Regions from separate parts of the Homo sapiens genome. Here region 2 is linked to region 1. A link is an interaction called in ENCODE POLR2A ChIA-PET data of the cell type or tissue named here. Cell type or tissue: B cell. All regions are shown on one strand. Links, peaks and the distances in the headings refer to the core of each region. The heading gives the core; the rest is flanking DNA. Region 1 overlaps NHEJ1 (non-homologous end joining factor 1). Region 2 holds the start of DES (desmin).

The links. Peaks named below come from ENCODE experiments on the same cell type or tissue, not always from the same donor. Only the 100,000 strongest peaks of a DNase experiment are listed, where the experiment ranks them.
Region 2: POLR2A ChIA-PET joins it to region 1 with 12 read pairs; 2 of 35 experiments call an interaction of 5 or more read pairs at or near these places.

What each region holds. Positions count from the first base shown.
Region 1 is chr2:219,147,490-219,155,489 of GRCh38, forward strand. NHEJ1 (non-homologous end joining factor 1) reads right to left here. Exons shown (of 8, transcript NM_024782.3): 4 at 168-306. Among named protein-coding and RNA genes, the nearest start is that of NHEJ1, 9.3 kb to the right of the region's middle. In B cell, for the core only: CTCF peaks have their summits at 7,754 (motif pointing left) and 7,955; a DNase peak (open chromatin) is centred at 7,742.
Region 2 is chr2:219,409,126-219,420,593 of GRCh38, forward strand. DES (desmin) reads left to right here and starts at 9,252. Exons shown (of 9, transcript NM_001927.4): 1 at 9,252-9,915; 2 at 10,970-11,030; 3 at 11,126-11,221; 4 at 11,370-11,468. The coding sequence starts at 9,338. RefSeq lists cis regulatory regions at 8,271-9,327, 8,344-8,350, enhancers at 8,271-8,546, 8,271-8,389, 8,390-8,546, a silencer at 8,547-9,022 and a promoter at 9,023-9,327. In B cell, for the core only: no CTCF peak of the experiment used is centred there; no DNase peak of the experiment used is centred there; H3K27me3 peaks cover 3,734 bases.

The sequences.
Region 1 (8,000 bases), core at 1-8,000:
ACAAACAAAAAAGAGTCACCTAATATCAAGACTCCAGTTTCTGGTTAGTATTCAGCACCCATCCTGGGGGAGGCACTTCTCTAATGCAAATGAGTCTCCCTCTTTGCTAAGACCCTTTGACTATTTTTAACACGCCCCACCCAACTCCTCCAAGAATGTCCTCTTACCTCGAATCAGCGTAGCCCCACTCTCCTGGTAGTCTTGGATCTCTAGGTCTTTCATATGAAGTAACGTTGCTAGCTCCCTCACTTGGCACTGTAATGCCAGACTCATGCCCATCAGAGGACGAATCAAATGTTGGGAGACCTTTGAGGGAAGAGATATCAATTAGCCAAAAGACTCTTATAAAGTACTTTCCAATTCAGTATTAGGTACCAGAAAAAATACCGAAAAATAAATGTTCTTACAGAAACTTATAGTTTCATAGGCAAGTAACCCATTTACATGAATGTAAACACAAATACAATAATTAAATATATTAAGAAGGTGGCTGGTGCAGTGGCTAACGTCTGTAATCCCAACACTTTGGAAGGCCAGGGCGGGTGGGTCACTTGAGGTCAGGAGTTTGACACAAGCACGGCCAACATGGCCAAACCCTATCTCTACTAAAAATACAAAAATTAACTGGGCTTGGTGGCAGAAGCTTGTAATCCCAGCCACTCGAGAGGCTGAGGCACAAGAATTGTTTGAACCCAGGAGGCAGAGGTTGCAGTGAGCCAAGATTGCACCACTGCATTCTAGCCTGGGTGACAGAGTGAGACTCTTTCTCAAAAACAAGATCCCACCAGCTGAGATGGCTCATGCCTGTAATCCCAGCACTCTGGGAGGCCGAGGTAGGAACTCACTTAAGCCCAGGAGTTCAAGAGCAGCCTGACAAACATAGTGAGACCCCATCTCTACCAAAAAAAAATTTTTTAACATTAGCCAGGCACAGTAGCATGCATCTGTAATCCCAACTACTCGGGAGGCTGAGGTGGAAGGATCACTTGAGCCAAGGAGGTCAAGGCTTCAGTGAGCTGTGATCATGCCACTGCATTCCAGCCTGGGCAACAGAGCAAGACTGCATCTCAAAACAACAAGAAGAAAACAAACAAACAAATGAGAAAAGCTGAAGATCCAAGTAGCCCTCAAGAAAATAAGTGTGGCAAAAACAGAGTACACTAGCTAAAGTGTAACAGAAGACAAAAATCAACAGAAGGTAAAGACCCTTGAAGATCAAATTAGATCCAGACACTAAGAGCCATTTCAGGGCTCATGATAGCCCAGAAGGACCCTGGAGTTTCAATCTGTTCCCACAAATGCAGCATAGTCTAAGGTTATTGTTATAATAGAAGCAAGCCAGCTACCAAGAACTAGCCTAGGAAGGTATAAGCCAACGCACTCTACACACAACCCCCCCTTTTTTTTTTTTGAGAAGGAGTTTCGCTCATGTTGCCCAGGCTACAGTACAGTAGCACGATCTCAGCTCACTACAACCTCCACCTCCCAGGTTCAAGCGATTCTCCTGCCTCACCCTCCCGAGTAGCTGAGATTACAGGCATGCACCACGATGCCCGGCTAATTTTTGTATTTTTAGTAGAGACGGGGTTTCACCATGTTGGTCAGGCTGGTCTTGAACTCCTGACCTCAGGTGATCTGCCTGCCTCGGCCTCCCAAAGTGCTGGGATTACAGGCGTGAGCCACCGTGCCCAGCCCACACACCCCATTTTTAACAAGAGGTAAGAAGAATGCAAACGCAGCCATACTGCCGTACAAATAGGGTGATACTCTCATATGATAATGTATAGCTATATAGAATAATCATTTAATTCACCTACACAAGGTGTCCATTAACCTGTCAAAAAAAATAACTAGGCCGGCTCATGCCTGTAATCCCAGCATTTTGGGAGGCCAACGTTGGAGGATTGCTTGAGTCCAAGAGTTCGAGTCCAGCCTGGGAAACGTGATGAAACCCAGTCTCTACAAAAAATACAAAAATTAGCCAGGCATGGTGGCACATGCCTGTAATCCCAGCTACTCGGGAGACTGAGGCACAAGAATCGCTTGAATCCGGGAGGCAGAGGTTGCGGTGAGCCAAGATCATGCCATTACACTCCAGCCTGGGTGACAGAACAAGATCCTGTCTCAAAATAAAATAAAATAAAATAATTCAAATTAATAATCTATCTGTGACTAAGGGAAGTTATCAGACTTCCTTTCCCTTTCCTTAAGGAGATGAACTAAAGAAGGCACTAAAAAGAAGAAATGCCCTAGATCAGAGGTCAGCAAACTTTTTCTATAAAGGGCCAGATAGTTAACATTTTTGGCTTTGTGGCCTATCCAGTCCCTGTTGCAACTACTGGACTCTCCTGTTGTAGCACAAAAGCAGCCACAGACAATATGTAAACAAATCAAGTGGCTGTGTTCCAACCGAGCTTTACAAAAACAGGCAGCAAGCCAGAATTGGCCCATGGCCATAGTATGCCAACCCCTGTCCTAGACCTGAAAAAGGAGTACTTTTAGACAAGATACCCCAACAGGCTTGAAATGAGGAAAAGGTACTAGAGTATCCCATAACATGTGCAAGCCAGACTCATCTGGATCCAGATTAGACGTCTGGACTCTTTCAGACCTTTGTGTTTTCATTTTCCATTCATTTTCTAGGTAAAATTTACTACTAAAAGTTCTAATTGTGCTTTGGCTCAAATTAAGAGGAAAAGACTTTTTTCCACATTTCTGCTAGATTAGAAAAGACTGGATGTGGGGAGGTGGGAAGAAAGGAAGTTAGTGGCGGCAGCTTTTGTACCAAAACCAAGGACTAAGAAATGGAAGGGTTCTGGCACAGAGGGGAAAGCCAGAAATAAAGTCCAGCTATAGATACTAGAGTCTTCCTTCTACCACACAGCACATCCCAACCTGGCACTGACTCCCAATTGAGGTCCTTAGCAAAAACTTAACCCTCTAGGAAGTACTGTTCAGAATGTGGCAGAAGTTCAGCTTTGGAAAAATTTATCTGCTCTACACTCGATCTTCTTTCCTAGGAATTGTTTTGTTAAATTTGGTCCTGCTGGGCGGGCATGGTGGCTCACGCCTATAATCCCAGCATTTTGGGAGGCCAAGGCAGGCGGATCGCTTGAGCTTAGGAGTTTGAGACCAGCCTGGGCAACATGGTGAAACCTCATCTCTACTAAAAATACAAAAAATTGGCCGGACGCAGTGGCTCACACCTGTAATCCCAGCACTGTGGGAGGCCGAGGCAAGTGGATCACCTGAGGTCAGGAGTTCAAGATCAGCCTGGCCAACACGGTGAAACCCCGTCTCTACTAAAAATACAAAAATTAGCTGGGCATGGTGGCGGGTGCCTGTAATTCCAGCTACTCGGGAGGCTGAGACAGAAGAATCGCCTGAACCCAGGAGGCGGAGGGTGCAGTGAGCCGAGACTGCGCCATTGCACTCCAGCCTGGGTAACAGGGTGAGACTCCATCTCAAAAAAAAACAGAAAAAAAAAAATTAGCCAGGTGTGCTAAAGCATGCCTATATTTTCAGCTACTTGGGAGGCTGAGGTGGGAGAACTGCTTGAGCCCAGGAGGTGGACGTTGCAGTGGGCTGAGATTGCACCACTACACTCCAGACTAGGTGACAGAGTGAGACCTTATCTCAAAAAAAAAAAAAAAAAAAAAAAGTTTGGTACTGTTTAAGGTAGATCAGGAGGAAAACAGGCAAATACTTGTATAAATGACAGTGAATATTTGATGAGTTGAATTGAAATAATTGTCATTACTACCCAAGCAGCAACACCATCCAATTGGCGGCAGCACTGAAACAACAGAAACTCCTAAATTAATAACCAGCTTCCCTCTGGATGGCTACCTCAATAGCAATTTCCTCGAGTGACAGTAAATATTGTATAAAAACATGAAACATGACAAGGAACAGCTTTTAATTAATGTCATGTCTAATTAAATATGATAATGCCACATCAGGCAACTGAAATTATCTATCAGACCCCAATGTCTATTTGGTTTAAAGAAAGTTTTTTTATCAGTAAATATTGTAACTGCTAAAATAATTTCATAGGATTGGGTTACAGCATTTTGAATTATTGAGGTATAATTCATTTCAAAGTTAGATGAACACCAAAATGATTTCTCTTAGACCAGATAGCCTTAAATTAATGCTCAGTAGAAATTTTGAAAATATGTGTTAATGGGCATATGAGAGACTAGATAAAATGTGTAAAAAAGTCCCAGCACTTTGGGAAGCTGAGGTGGGCAGATGACCCGAAGCCAGGAATGCAAGATCAGCCTGGCCAACATGGTGAAACCCTGTCTCTACTAAAAACACAAAAAATTAGCCGGACATGGTGGCACGCACCTGTAGTCCCAGCTACTCAGGAGACTGAGGCACAAGAATCACTTGAACCTGAGAAGCAGAGGCTGCAGTGAGCCGAGATCATGCCACTGCACTCCAGCCTGGGTGACAGAGAGAGACTCCATCTCAAATAACAATAATAATAATAATAATGTGTAAATAGTTCAAAGCAAATCCACAGACACTATAAGGAAAAATCTTGAAGGGCTTTAGGATGTCAGGGACACTCCCCGTAATTTATAGACAGCAATATATGAAGATATACAGTTCATCAGTCAATTCAACAGATATCTACTGGGTTCCTAATATGTACTCTGACCCTATGAGGCCTCTGCCATCAAAGAGCTTACAACAGTTAAGGAGGTTAGGAAGTGTAATAGATATACAAACAGGAGTTGCTAATCTTTTTCCGAGGAAAAGCTATTTATAATTTTCTCCAAAGTCTTCAGATTTTCCACAGAAATGTTCATAAGTCATGAGCAGGGGAGCAGAATGATAGGTCTCAATCTCAAGATGAATCAAGCTGGAGGCTAAAGCGGGAGAATCACTTAGGCCCAGGAGTTCAAGATCAGCCTGGGCAACATAGTAAGACCCCCATCTCATAAACAAACAAACAAATAAACAAAAAAGATCAAGATGAATCATATCAGGAGATCCAGTGAAGGCTGGAGCACAGTAGCACAATCACAGCTTACTGCAGCCTTGAACTCCTGGGCTCAAGTGATTCTCCCACTTCAGCCTTCCAAGTAGCTAGGACTACAGGCACATGCCACCACACCCACCTATTTTTTTTATTTTTTTATTTTTTTGTAGCTATGGGTTTCACTGTGTTGCCCAGGCTGGTCCCAAACTCCTGGTCTCAAGCAATCCTCCTGTCTTGACCTCCCAAACTGGTGGGACTACAGGCATGAGCCATCATCCCCGGGATCTCTTTCATTTATTTATTTATTTTTATTTATTTATTTATTTATTTATTTATTTATTTTGAGAGAGTCTCGCTGTAGCCAGGCTGGAGTGCAATGGCGCAATCTCAGCTCACTGCAACCTCCACCTCCCGGGTTCAAGCAATTCTCTTACCTCAGCCTCCTGAGCAGCTGAGATTACAGGCATGCACCACCATGCCCGGCTAATTTTTGTATTTTTAGTAGAGATAGGGTTTCGCTATGTTGGCCAGGCTGGTCTCGAACTCCTGACCTCAGGTGATCCGCCCGCCTCGGCCTCCCAAAGTGTTAGGATTACAGGTGTGAGCCACTGTGCCTGGCCCCAGCATCTCTTTTAAAACGAAAAGTTATGGAGTTGAAATATTTGCCCTCACAGGTCCACTATAATGCTAAACATAAGTAATATTACATATGTTCTTTTATTTAATCCTTACGACTAGACAGTAAGGTTGTGGTTGATTTATTTTACAGATGAAGAAACTGAATCATAAAAATTCAGTACTTATCCAAATTAATACAAGTAGTCTCAAAGAGGTGGAGTTGAGTTACAAATTCGAGTCTGCTGGTTCCAAAACCTATCTCTTTCTTACACTAAGAAACCTTTGGATATAGCTCCTAGGAATCATAAAATGTCCAAAGATATCACAAATCTGAAAGCTAAAATGTGGAATATCAAGAATTATATTAGATATTAGAAAGAACAGACAACAGGAAAGAGTAAGAGATGAAGTCTGTCCTAAATGAAGATGGACTCAGTGTTAGAACCCAGAGACCTGGGGCCAAGCACGGAGGCTTACGCCTATAATTCCAACTCTTTGGGAAGCCAAAGTGAGAGGATCACTTGAGCTGAGGAATTCAAGACCAACCTGGGCACTATGATGAGACTTCATCTCAAAAGAAAAAGAAAGAAAAGGGGGGGGGGGTGGAGAGAGAGAGAGAGAGCAAGCAAGCAAACAGAGACCCAAAACCCAATATATTCCATAATACCCTTGCAGACTTAGAAACCATTAGCTTGTTAATGTGAGTATGTTATGCTGGAGAAGTATGAGGAACAGGTATTCTCCTCTTTCCTGTACAGCTGGAAGGAGTTAAGCTGCATAATGTCTCTGAAAGACAATTTGGCATTATGTTATGTGGCAAGATTAAAAGATACAAATATTCCTTGACCCAGCCATTCCACTTATGGGAATTTACTCACACATTTACATGCAGGAAAAGTAAATACAAGGATAGTAACTGTATACAACAACAAAAGACTTAGGTGTCTACTGACAGCAGATCAATTAAATATATGATACATTCATTAAATACAATGCTATGTTGCAATTAAAAAACACAAAGGCAGGTCCTCTGAATGTGTTGATATGAATAATCTCTAAGTTCTTTTTTTTAAGGCTCATCAAGTGAAGCAGTGGGTAAGTTCTACAATTAAGTGAAAAAAGGAAGGTACTAAACAGTGCGTACAGCATGATACTATTTGTCAAAAAATACACATATACATAGATATATATTTGGTCGTATGAAGATATATATACAGTATATACATATATAGCTTTAAGAATTCACAAGAAGCTGATATTGGTAGTTGCTTTGCAAAAGGAAAAGGAGGGACTAGGGAACGGGGTAGAAAGATCTATTTTTTCACTGTATACACTTAAATGCTGTTTGAAATGTTTGCCTTTTTCAAGAATTACTCATTCAAAAAAATTAAATGAAAACGATCACAAGAATGAGTTACAAACAAAAATTATGACTGTGTGACCTTACAGACATACACACAAGCCTGAAATAGTATCCACCTACATCCTTACCCGTGTCCACTGGCTCTAACTTTTTCCATATAAAGCTCTCTCAGGTTCAGGCGTTTCCCTAGGAGGGCATTCTTCTTTTAATGATGAGTATTTTATTTTAACTTAAAGCACAATTGTTCATGAATTGCTCAAATCTAATTTCTTCCTATGGCAAACCAAGACTCATCCCTTCCTAAACACTGTTGTCTCTTTCCTTTAATGTAGTTCCCCAATTAGAGAAATTTGCCTAGAATAGCTAGTTTTTCTTTACATACTTTTATATTATATTGTATTATATATATTATATAATATATAATACATTATATTATACCATTACATATTATATTAATATAGATTAATATAACATATAATATATGTTAATATATTATATATTATTATATTACATATATTTATATATTAATCTATAATATAGATATACTATATAATTGTAATATCATTATATTAGTGTTCCTTACTGTATTCTTTTGAAAGAAGAAACTATTAGAGCCCATCAGCCTCCAAGGAGAACTGTCTCCACAATCACACTACATATTCCGCATTTCTAGGTCCATGTAATGCAAAATGAGATTAGCTATTGCTAGGGATTCCCAAAGGCCGCCCAAATGGTTTGGTCCCAGAACAAACATTATTGAGGAAACACTGCCCCCTGGTGTTACTTAGAAAGTTGAAATGTTTTAAACGAAATAAAGTATGGGATGGGGCCAGGCTCCTGCTTGTAATCCCAACACCTTGGGAGGCCAAGGCAGGAGGATTGCTTGAGGTGAGGAATTCGAGACCACCCTGGTCAACACAGAGAGACCCCCCATCTCTACAAAAAATTTTTTTTAATTTTATTTATTTTTTTAATTTTATTTTTTAAATTTATTAAATTTTATTTATGTATTTTTATTTGCAAGAT
Region 2 (11,468 bases), core at 3,469-11,468, 270 kb after region 1:
AGGCCAGGGACTTGCCCAGGTAGCCCAGGTGGTCAGCTGGTGAATCCCCAGGGTGTCCACCTGTATCTTCGCCTCCAATTGACCACTCTACCCCCAACCCCTAAGCTTGTGCCTTTTGCCACCACCTTCTCACCCCCCTGTCAATGACCCAGTGCTACAGTTGATGATGAGGGCCTAGGTCCCCAGAGTTCATCCTTGCCATGCTGTTCCCAAGGCTCTCTCATGCAATGGCTGCCTCCTGGCCCAACCCAGCTCAGGGTGGAAGCATGAGGTCCCCAGCTGGAAAAAAAGAGAGAGAAGAGGGGCCCTGGAAGGAGTGGAAGGTGCCCCTGTGGGTGGGTATTAGTCCACGGAGGGAGGGTGCACCGCAGGAGGAATTAACACTGCCTCATACCTGGAATCCCAGGGCAAGTGAGGCTCTCTCAGACCGGGTAAAGGGCCAGTTCTCTCCTTTTTGAGTTCTTTCAGTTTTTCCTAATCCAAATGCCCTATGCTGGCCAAGCCACCTCAGCTATCCGCCCATACTAGCCACCTGTCCTCCATCCATGCCATTCATGAAATCTGGGGGCTCCTAGGTAGAGCCAGGGCCCTTATTTTCCAGAGAGCCCTCTGTGAGGTTCAGAGATCTGCCGGGGCATCCTGAAGCCCTCCAGACATTGCGCTCGGGGGACAGCAGGGAACAGCAAAGGCCAAGGTCTGGAGGCTGGAGAGAGCTGGGCAGCCTCACCCAACAGAAAGGAGGCTGAAGCAAGGGGAGTCTGAAGGAGAGGTGAGTGACCTGCAGTTGACGAGGTGGGCAGGGCCAGTCCTGTGGGGCCCTCAGAGGCCATGACAAGTTTGGGTCTTGCTGGTTCAATAGGTCAGGGAAAGGAGAGAAGCTGGGAGTGGCAAAACAGGCAACGTTCCAAAAGGCATGAACACTGCCCCCAAATGTTTGCAGGGTAGATCTGTGAAAGGGGGGTTCTTGCTCTGCTTGGCTCCCAGGTTAGAATATGTGGCATAGCAGAGACATGTCATCTGGCTTTGAGTATCAGGAAACGTTTTCTTTCTTTTCTTTTCTTTTCTTTTTTTTTTTTAATTTTGACACAGAGTTTTGCTGTTTAGCCCAGGATGGAGTGAAGTGGTGTGATCTCGGCTCTCTGCAACCTCCACCCGCCAGGTTCAAGTGATTCTCCTGCCTCAGCTTCTCAAGTAGCTGGGATTACAGGCCCGTGCCACTACACCTGGCTAATTTTTGTATTTTTAGTAGAGACGGGGTTTTGCCATGTTGGCCAGGCTGGTCTCAAACTCCTGACTTCAGGTGATCCGCCCTCCTCGGCCTCCCAAAGTGTCAGGTTTACAGGTGTGAGCCACCGCACCCGGCCAAGGAAAGGTTTTCTAACAGCAGAGCTGCGGTGCAGACATGTTAGGTACTCAGGGACTCTTCGGGAATGGAATGTGCTGCCCAGAGACAGTAAGTTCCCAGGGACTGGAGGGATTCAAGCTGATCAAGTGCTTGCTGGAGCCACAGTAAAGAAGACTTCGGACTTCAGTGAGAAGTGGGAGCATGAGACTGGTCAGCCTCATGACCTGCTGAGGTCCAACTGTAAGCTTCTAAAACTCTGAGGTTTGAATAATCTGGAAATATTTCTTTTTTGTTTTTTGGTTTTTTTTTTTGAGACGGAGTCTCGCTCTGTCACCCAGACTGGAGTGCAGTGGCGCAATCTCGGCTCACTGCAAGCTCAGCCTCGCGGGTTCATGCCATTCTCCTGTCTCAGCCTCGCGAGTAGCTGGGACTACAGGTGCCCACCACCATGTCTGGCTAATTTTTTTATTTTTAGTAGACACGGGGATTCACTGTGTTAGCCAGGATGGTCTTGAGCTCCTGACCTCGTGATCCGCCTGCCTCGGCCTCCCAAAGTGCTGGGATTACAGGCGTGAGCCACCACGCCCGGCTTAATCTGGAAATATTTCAAACGGAGAGCAGGACTAACTTATTTCCTTAATTCATTTAACAAAAGTTATTGTCAGTACCCACTGTGCAAGGCACCATCCCACATACACAAATTTATAAATTGTCCCCTTTTCTGGTAAATGCTGAATGAAATCATCTGTCCTGGTGGACCTTTCCATTTCCAATATCAATTAAGGAAGAGGCCTGACTACTAAATACTGTGACTTTTATGTTTTTTTTTTAAAAAAGTGGCCGGGCATGGTGGCTCACGCCTACAATCCCAGCACTTTGGGAGGCTGAGGCAGGTGGATCACCTGAGGTCGGGAGTTCAAGACCAGCCTGACCAACATGGAGAAACCCCATCTCTACTAAAAATACAAAATTAGCCGGGCGTGATGGCGCATGCCTGTATTCCCAGCTACTCAGGAGGCTGAGGCAGGAGAATCGCTTGAACCTGGGAGGCAGAGGTTGTGGTAAGCCGAGATCGCACATTACACTCCAGACTGGGCAACAAGAGCAAAACCCGTCTCAAAAAAAAAAAGTACCAAAATTTGTGTTCAAAGGTGTCCTGAAGATGTTCACAGCAGCATTGCTTATAATAGCAAAACACTGGAACAACATAAATGTCTATCAATAAGGAACTGGCCAAATAAATTATACCAAGTCTATACAGTGAAATACAAAGACACTAAGAAAAATGACTCAAAACCCCACAACAAAGAAAAGTGCAGGACCAGATGGCTTAACTGGTGAGTTCTAAGAAACAAAGAACTAACACCAGGCTGGGCATGGTGGCTCACACCTGTAATCCCAACAGTTTGAAAAGCCAAGGTGGGAGGATCACTTGAGCCCAAGAGTTTGAGATCAGCCTGGGGCAACATAGGGAGACTCCCTGTCTACAAAAAAATTACAAAGTTTGCCAGGTATGGTGGCACACGCCTCTGGTCCCAGCTACTAGGGAGGCTGAGGTGGGAGGGTGAGAGGGTTACTTGAGCCCCGGAGGTTGAGACTACAGTAAGCCATGATCACACCACTGCACTTCAGCCTGGGTGACAGAGTGAGACACTGTCTCAAAACAAACAAACAAACAAACAAAAAACCTAACACCAGTCCTCAAACTCTTCCAAAAATTAGAAGAGAAAGGAATACTTTCTAGCTCATTCTTTTTTTTTTTTTTTTGAGACAGAGTCTCGCCCTGTCGCCCAGGCTGGAATGCAGTGGTACGATCTCAGCTCACTGCAACCTCCGCCTCCCGGGTTCAAGTGATTCTCCTGCCCCAGTCTCCCAAGTAGCTGGGATTACAGGCGTGTGCCACTACACCCAGCTAATTTTTGTATTTTTAGTAGAGATGGGGTTTCACTATGTTGGTCAGGCTGGTCTCGAACTCTTGACCTCCTGATCTGCCTCCCTCGGCCTCCCAAAGTGCTGGGTTTACAGGCATGAGCTACTGTGCCCAGCCACTTTCTAGCTCATTCTATGAGGCCAACATTATCCTCATACCAAAGCCAAACAAAGACACTACAGGAAAACTACAGACCAATATCCCTTATAAATATTGATGTAAAACTCATAACAAAATACTAGCAAACCAAATTCAGCAGCAAATTTAAAGGATTACACACTATAATCAGGTGGGATTTATTCCTGGAATGCAAGGATAGTTCAATATATAAAAGTCAATCAGTGTCATACTTCACATTGACAGAATGAAGAAAAACCCCACATGATCATCTCAATGATAAATGAAAACAACTGCATTTATAATAGCATTAAAAATAATAAAATACTTAGCAATAAACATAAATAATGAGGCACAAGACTTGTACACTGAAAATTATAAAATATTATTGAAATAAATCAAAGAAGACAAAAATAAATGGAAAGACATCTCATGTTCATGAACTGGAACACTTAATATTGTTAAGAATACCATTACTACTCAAAGTGATCTATAGATTCAGTATAATGCCTATCAAAATCTCACCAACATTTTTGCAGAAATAGAAAAATCCATCCTAAAATTCATAAGGAATTTCAAGAGACCTCAAATAGCCACAAATTTTTGAAAAAGAACAAAGATGGAGAACTCACATTTTCTGAGCTCAAAATTTACTACAAAGGTACAGTTATCAAAACAGTGTGTGGTACCAGCATAAAGACAGACATACAGACCAACAGAATATAATAGAGAGCCCAGAAATAAACCCTCACACGTGGTTAAATTATTTTCATCCCAGGTGCCCAGACCATTCAGTGGGGGAAAGGGTAGTCTTTTCAACAAATGGTGCTGAGAAACTGGATATCCACATGCAAAAAAACAAAGCTGGACTCTTACCTTATACCATACATAGAAATTAACTCAAAATGGATAAAACAGCCAGGCCCACATTGGCTCATGCCTGTAATTTTGGCACTTTGGGAGACCGAGGTGGAAGGATCGCTTGATCCCAGGAGTTTGAGGTTGCAGTGAGCTATGATGGCACCACTGTAATCCAGCCTGGGTAACAGAGCAAGACCCTGTTTCAACAACAACAACAACAACAAACAGACATGATACCTAAACATAAGAGCTAAAATATAAAATTCTTAGAAGAAAACAAAGAGGAAAATCTTCATGACATTGGATTTGGCGATGATTTATTGAATATGACACCAAAAGCATAGGCAATAAAATAAAAAATAGATAAATAGGACTTGATCACAATTACAAACTTTTGTTCATCAAAGGACATTATCAACAGAGTGAAAAGGCAAACCACAGAATGGGAGAAAATATTTGCAAATCATATATCTGATAAGGGATTAATATCCAGAGTATATAAAGAACTCCTGCAACTCAACAACAAAAAATCCCCAAACAACCCAATTCAAAAATGGGCAAAGGATTTGAAGACATTTTGCCAAAGAAGATATACAGATTACCAGTAAGCGCATGAAAAGATGCTCAACATCACTGATCATTAGGGAAACGCAAATCAAAACCACAATGAGCAGCCAGGTGTGGTGGCTTGCTTCCATAATCCCAGCACTTTAGGAGACTGAGGCAGGAAGATCGCTTGAGACCAGGAGTTTAAGTCCTCAGTGAGGTATGATCATGCCATTGCACTCCAGCCTGGGCAACAGAGTGAGACCCTATCTTTAAAAAATGAAATAAGGCTGGGTGTGGAGGCTTACAACTATAATCCCAGCACTGTGAGAGGCTGAGGTGGAAACATCACTTGACCCCAGGAATTTGAGACCAGCCTGGGCAACATAGGTTTGGAGACCTCATCTCTATGGAAAAGTAAAAAAACTAGCCAGGTATGGTGGCTTGCACCTGTAGTCCTAGGTACTTGGGAGGCTGAGGCAGGAGGATCACTTCAGTCCAGGAATTTGAGGCTGCAGTGAGTGATGATCGTGCCATTGCACTCCAGCCTGCGTGACAGAGGCCCTGTCTCTAAAAAACAAAACAAAACAAACAAACCACAATGAGGTACCACCTCACATCCATTAGGAAGGCTACTATTAATATTATAAAACAAATAAACAAATAGAAAATAGCAAGTGTTAGCCAGGATGTGGAGAAATTGGAACCCATGTTCACTGCTGGTAGCAATGTAAAACAGTGCAGCTGCTGCGGAAAACAGCATGGCAGTTCCTCAAAAATTTAGACATAGCATTACCATATAACATAGCAGTTCCACTTCTGAGTATCTACAGAAAAGAACTGAACATAAGTATTTGAACAGATATTTGTACACCAAAGTTCATAGCGACATTATTCACAATAACCAAAAGTTGGAAACAACCCAAATATTCATCAACAGATAAACAAAGTGTGGTGTATACATACAATGGAATATTATTTAGCCTTAAAAAGAAAGGAAATTCTGACCCATGTCACAACATGGATGAACCTTGAAGACGTTATGCTAAGGGAAGTAAGCCAGTCACAAAAGGACAAATATGGTATGATTCCACTTGCATGAAGTACCTAGAGTCAAATTCGTAGAAACGGAAAGTAGAATGATGTTTACCAGGGGCTGGGAGGAGGGGAAGGTGGAGGGTTATTTTTAATACATATGGAGTTTCAGCTTGGGACAATGAAAAAGTTCTGCAGATGGATGGTGGGGATAGTTGTACAACAATGTGAATGTACTTGACGCCACTGAACTGTATACTTAAAAAATGGCTCAAATGGTGAATTTTATTTTATGTATATTTTATCACAATGTAAAAGTGACTCAGCTGTCAATGTACTAAAATGGAACCATCTCTAAGCTGTATGTCATTGAAAAAAGATTGATTCAGAAGTGGGGGCTCCACATAAGAAAATGTGGTTGTGTGTACATGAAGTATCTCTGAAAGGAACCGATAACAACCAAAACCTGGTTGTCTCTGAAGCAGTGTTTGGGGTGGCTGGGTGTCAAAGTGGGAAGGAGACTTACTTTTCATTTTATGCCTTTTTGCACATCTTGAATTTTGTACCATATACACTACCCATCCAAATAAATTGTCGGTATTTTTAGTGTGTCCCATCCTGAGTGGTCCTCTCGGGAGGCTGAACTCTCCCTCCAGCGGTGCTGCCCAGCTCACAGCATGTTTTGGAGTGCTCCTCTTTCACCTGCCTTCCAAGCCTCGGGGTGTTGATTTGCAGCCCTCCATGGTAGCAAATCCTCAGGGGTGGAACTGAATTTTGAAAACAGTCCCAAGTGGTTCGGGGCCAAGTCTGGTGGTTGTTGATTTTGACTAGAGAATAGATGGCATGATTTATTTGTCTTCTGCCTCTTTTCACCAAGGAACTGAGGACTTGGGCTGGTCCAAAGGCCAATTTCCTTATGTGGTCTGGAGATCATTCACAGAGAAGAGCTCCAGAAATGTTGTCCCAGTAGCATCATAGAAATAGGTGTAGAGTCCCCTTCAGGAAGATTAATCTGGTTCTTTGGGCTGTAAGTGATCAAAGCAATACCAAGTGCCTTAAATTAAAAAAAAAAAAAAAAAAAAAAACGGAAAGTTTGTTGGCCCAAGGCCAGGAAGGACAGTGTGGGAGCTCAACTCACAAAGTTGAGGGAAGCACTGCAGGAACCAAGGGGCTGGCCTGCTCCTCCTCTCCAGCCTCCTCTGCTTCTTACATATTGACCTCTCTTTCTTCCTACTCCCCCAGGGGGCAGGAAACATGGCTTCCACAGGTTCCAGTTGAAGAATCCCAGTTCCGTCTATAAATTCCAGGGAAGGTCTCTGATTGGCCCTGCTCATTCCCAGGCCCATTCCTTGACCCAGTCACTGAAGTCAGGGAGATGCAGTAATAAGACTGGCTGGAATCAGGGTCTTTAGGGGTGGAGGGATGGGGAGGAGGCACAGCATGTCATCAAAATAAGGAAATTGCAAAAGAAAGCTTGCAGGCTACTTTGAATGACAATGAGAAAGACGGTGCTGCCTGAGTGTGTTAAGGATCCACATGGTCTCCAAAATCCTCCAGGAGCATACAGTCTAGTCTGGGAGATGAGACACAAAAATAACCAGAACACAACAGCTTGCACTGACTCGAGGGCTGGATAAGAATATCTGGAACTCCCCCATCTATTTCAGAAGCTTGTCTCTTGGATGAAAATTAGACACTTAATGGGAAAGGGCTTTGAAAAGAGTGCAGTAACAAAGCCCCCTTTACAATTTACCCGGCACATTCACACCCATCCTGAGGCCAAAGCCACAGGCTGTGAGGTCTCACTGTCTCAGCTTCCTGAGCTATAAAATGGGAATGATGCTAGTGTCTACCTCCTAGGGTTGGAGAATTGGGGGTCATGGGTGTGAAGTGCTCAGCAGCTTGGCCCACACTAGGTGGTCAGTACATGTAAGGTATTATTGTTGCTACATACATTAGTAGGGCCTGGGCCTCTTTAAACCTTTATAGGGTAGCATGGCAAGGCTAACCATCCTCACTTTATATCTGACAAGCTGGGGCTCAGAGAGGACGTGCCTGAGCTGGGGCTCAGACAAGGACACACCTACTAGTAACCCCTCCAGCTGGTGATGGCAGGTCTAGGGTAGGACCAGTGACTGGCTCCTAATCGAGCACTCTATTTTCAGGGTTTGCATTCCAAAAGGGTCAGGTCCAAGAGGGACCTGGAGTGCCAAGTGGAGGTGTAGAGGCACGGCCAGTACCCATGGAGAATGGTGGATGTCCTTAGGGGTTAGCAAGTGCCGTGTGCTAAGGAGGGGGCTTTGGAGGTTGGGCAGGCCCTCTGTGGGGCTCCATTTTTGTGGGGGTGGGGGCTGGAGCATTATAGGGGGTGGGAAGTGATTGGGGCTGTCACCCTAGCCTTCCTTATCTGACGCCCACCCATGCCTCCTCAGGTACCCCCTGCCCCCCACAGCTCCTCTCCTGTGCCTTGTTTCCCAGCCATGCGTTCTCCTCTATAAATACCCGCTCTGGTATTTGGGGTTGGCAGCTGTTGCTGCCAGGGAGATGGTTGGGTTGACATGCGGCTCCTGACAAAACACAAACCCCTGGTGTGTGTGGGCGTGGGTGGTGTGAGTAGGGGGATGAATCAGGGAGGGGGCGGGGGACCCAGGGGGCAGGAGCCACACAAAGTCTGTGCGGGGGTGGGAGCGCACATAGCAATTGGAAACTGAAAGCTTATCAGACCCTTTCTGGAAATCAGCCCACTGTTTATAAACTTGAGGCCCCACCCTCGACAGTACCGGGGAGGAAGAGGGCCTGCACTAGTCCAGAGGGAAACTGAGGCTCAGGGCTAGCTCGCCCATAGACATACATGGCAGGCAGGCTTTGGCCAGGATCCCTCCGCCTGCCAGGCGTCTCCCTGCCCTCCCTTCCTGCCTAGAGACCCCCACCCTCAAGCCTGGCTGGTCTTTGCCTGAGACCCAAACCTCTTCGACTTCAAGAGAATATTTAGGAACAAGGTGGTTTAGGGCCTTTCCTGGGAACAGGCCTTGACCCTTTAAGAAATGACCCAAAGTCTCTCCTTGACCAAAAAGGGGACCCTCAAACTAAAGGGAAGCCTCTCTTCTGCTGTCTCCCCTGACCCCACTCCCCCCCACCCCAGGACGAGGAGATAACCAGGGCTGAAAGAGGCCCGCCTGGGGGCTGCAGACATGCTTGCTGCCTGCCCTGGCGAAGGATTGGCAGGCTTGCCCGTCACAGGACCCCCGCTGGCTGACTCAGGGGCGCAGGCCTCTTGCGGGGGAGCTGGCCTCCCCGCCCCCACGGCCACGGGCCGCCCTTTCCTGGCAGGACAGCGGGATCTTGCAGCTGTCAGGGGAGGGGAGGCGGGGGCTGATGTCAGGAGGGATACAAATAGTGCCGACGGCTGGGGGCCCTGTCTCCCCTCGCCGCATCCACTCTCCGGCCGGCCGCCTGCCCGCCGCCTCCTCCGTGCGCCCGCCAGCCTCGCCCGCGCCGTCACCATGAGCCAGGCCTACTCGTCCAGCCAGCGCGTGTCCTCCTACCGCCGCACCTTCGGCGGGGCCCCGGGCTTCCCACTCGGCTCCCCGCTGAGTTCGCCCGTGTTCCCGCGGGCGGGTTTCGGCTCTAAGGGCTCCTCCAGCTCGGTGACGTCCCGCGTGTACCAGGTGTCGCGCACGTCGGGCGGGGCCGGGGGCCTGGGGTCGCTGCGGGCCAGCCGGCTGGGGACCACCCGCACGCCCTCCTCCTACGGCGCAGGCGAGCTGCTGGACTTCTCACTGGCCGACGCGGTGAACCAGGAGTTTCTGACCACGCGCACCAACGAGAAGGTGGAGCTGCAGGAGCTCAATGACCGCTTCGCCAACTACATCGAGAAGGTGCGCTTCCTGGAGCAGCAGAACGCGGCGCTCGCCGCCGAAGTGAACCGGCTCAAGGGCCGCGAGCCGACGCGAGTGGCCGAGCTCTACGAGGAGGAGCTGCGGGAGCTGCGGCGCCAGGTGGAGGTGCTCACTAACCAGCGCGCGCGCGTCGACGTCGAGCGCGACAACCTGCTCGACGACCTGCAGCGGCTCAAGGCCAAGTGAGGGCCCGGCACCCCAGACTCCTCTTTCTGCGGGCAGGGCACAGGAGGCTAGGCCTGGGGTCTGGGGTCCCGCTGTCAGCACCTGCCTTCTCCCGGGGCCCGGGACCCTCTCCTGCCCCATGTGGAGAAAGGGTCCTCCACCTGTGTGTTTCAAGGGGCCGTGACCTCCAGGTCTCTCCCCCTGCGATCCCATCTTGCACAGGAGTTTTCTTGGGGACATAGATCAGGGGGTGGATATGGGAGAATTTAGGGGACCCGGTGCCCTGTGGACAGCCCCGTTAAAAAGCATTTTAAGATGCTGGGGCGATATTTATGGGGTCAGGTAGTTGATGGGCAGAGGAAGGGCTGCAGGAGGCCCAGAGGGCAGTGTAGCCAGAGGGAGAAGGGAGGCTGATAGGAGACAGGGAAAGCAGGGCAAGGGCCCAGAGTCCAAGCAACAGCTCTCAGCTCAGCTGTGATGAGGCCCTGGGGGAGGTGGGGGGAGGGGGGAGCTTGGCCCTGGGGCCTTGCCGAGACTGTGTCTTTTTACAAGGTGAATGGACAGGCTGGAGAAAAAGGGAGTAGGTGGGGGTCACAGCTCTCAGAGAGCTTGGGAGGACCTGACTGTAGACTTCACCAGGCTCCAAGAACGAAAAGGGCAGCAAGTGTAGCATATTTGTTGGTCCCACTTCTGACAGGCCAAGTGAGCACAGTCACCCTCCTGCCACCAAAGTCATAAATATTAATTGAGCAGCTATATTGGCCAGGCTGGAGCTGGGAACCAGAAACACAGAGGTGGATAAAATAGACACAGTTTCTAACCCCAGGGAGGTCACACAGTCTGGTGGGGACATAGACTTCAAGGGTGTGGCTCCTGGGCAGAGATTGGGCCACTTCCTGTGCCCTCCCTGGGTGGGTGGGGCCTCTCCACTCCCTGTCTCTCCTGCCTCTACCCAGCAGCCAGGCCCTCCCGCTCTGTCCTGGACCCACCCCCTGGTCAGCCCCCGGCCAGTCGTTTCCACTGCCAGCTTTATCACCCGCAACTGTCTGTCTTTCTGTCTGTCCCACCCAGGCTGCAGGAGGAGATTCAGTTGAAGGAAGAAGCAGAGAACAATTTGGCTGCCTTCCGAGCGGTGAGTGCCCTTCTTTTCCCCTTGCATGGCCTCTGGCCTTGCTCTGCCCCACCTGGGTGGCGGTGACCATGTCCTTCTCGCTTGGCCTCTCCCAGGACGTGGATGCAGCTACTCTAGCTCGCATTGACCTGGAGCGCAGAATTGAATCTCTCAACGAGGAGATCGCGTTCCTTAAGAAAGTGCATGAAGAGGTATACCTTGGCCCCTCTTCCTGGGGTCACTGGGCCATGGGGAAAGCAGCCGGAAAGTGGGGTTGGGGTGAGGCTCTGGCTGGGAATAGGGGTGTGAGGGTGCTGTGTGGGCCCTGAGAGGGGACTGAAGCCCAGTCATGCCCTACAGGAGATCCGTGAGTTGCAGGCTCAGCTTCAGGAACAGCAGGTCCAGGTGGAGATGGACATGTCTAAGCCAGACCTCACTGCCGCCCTCAGGGACATCCGG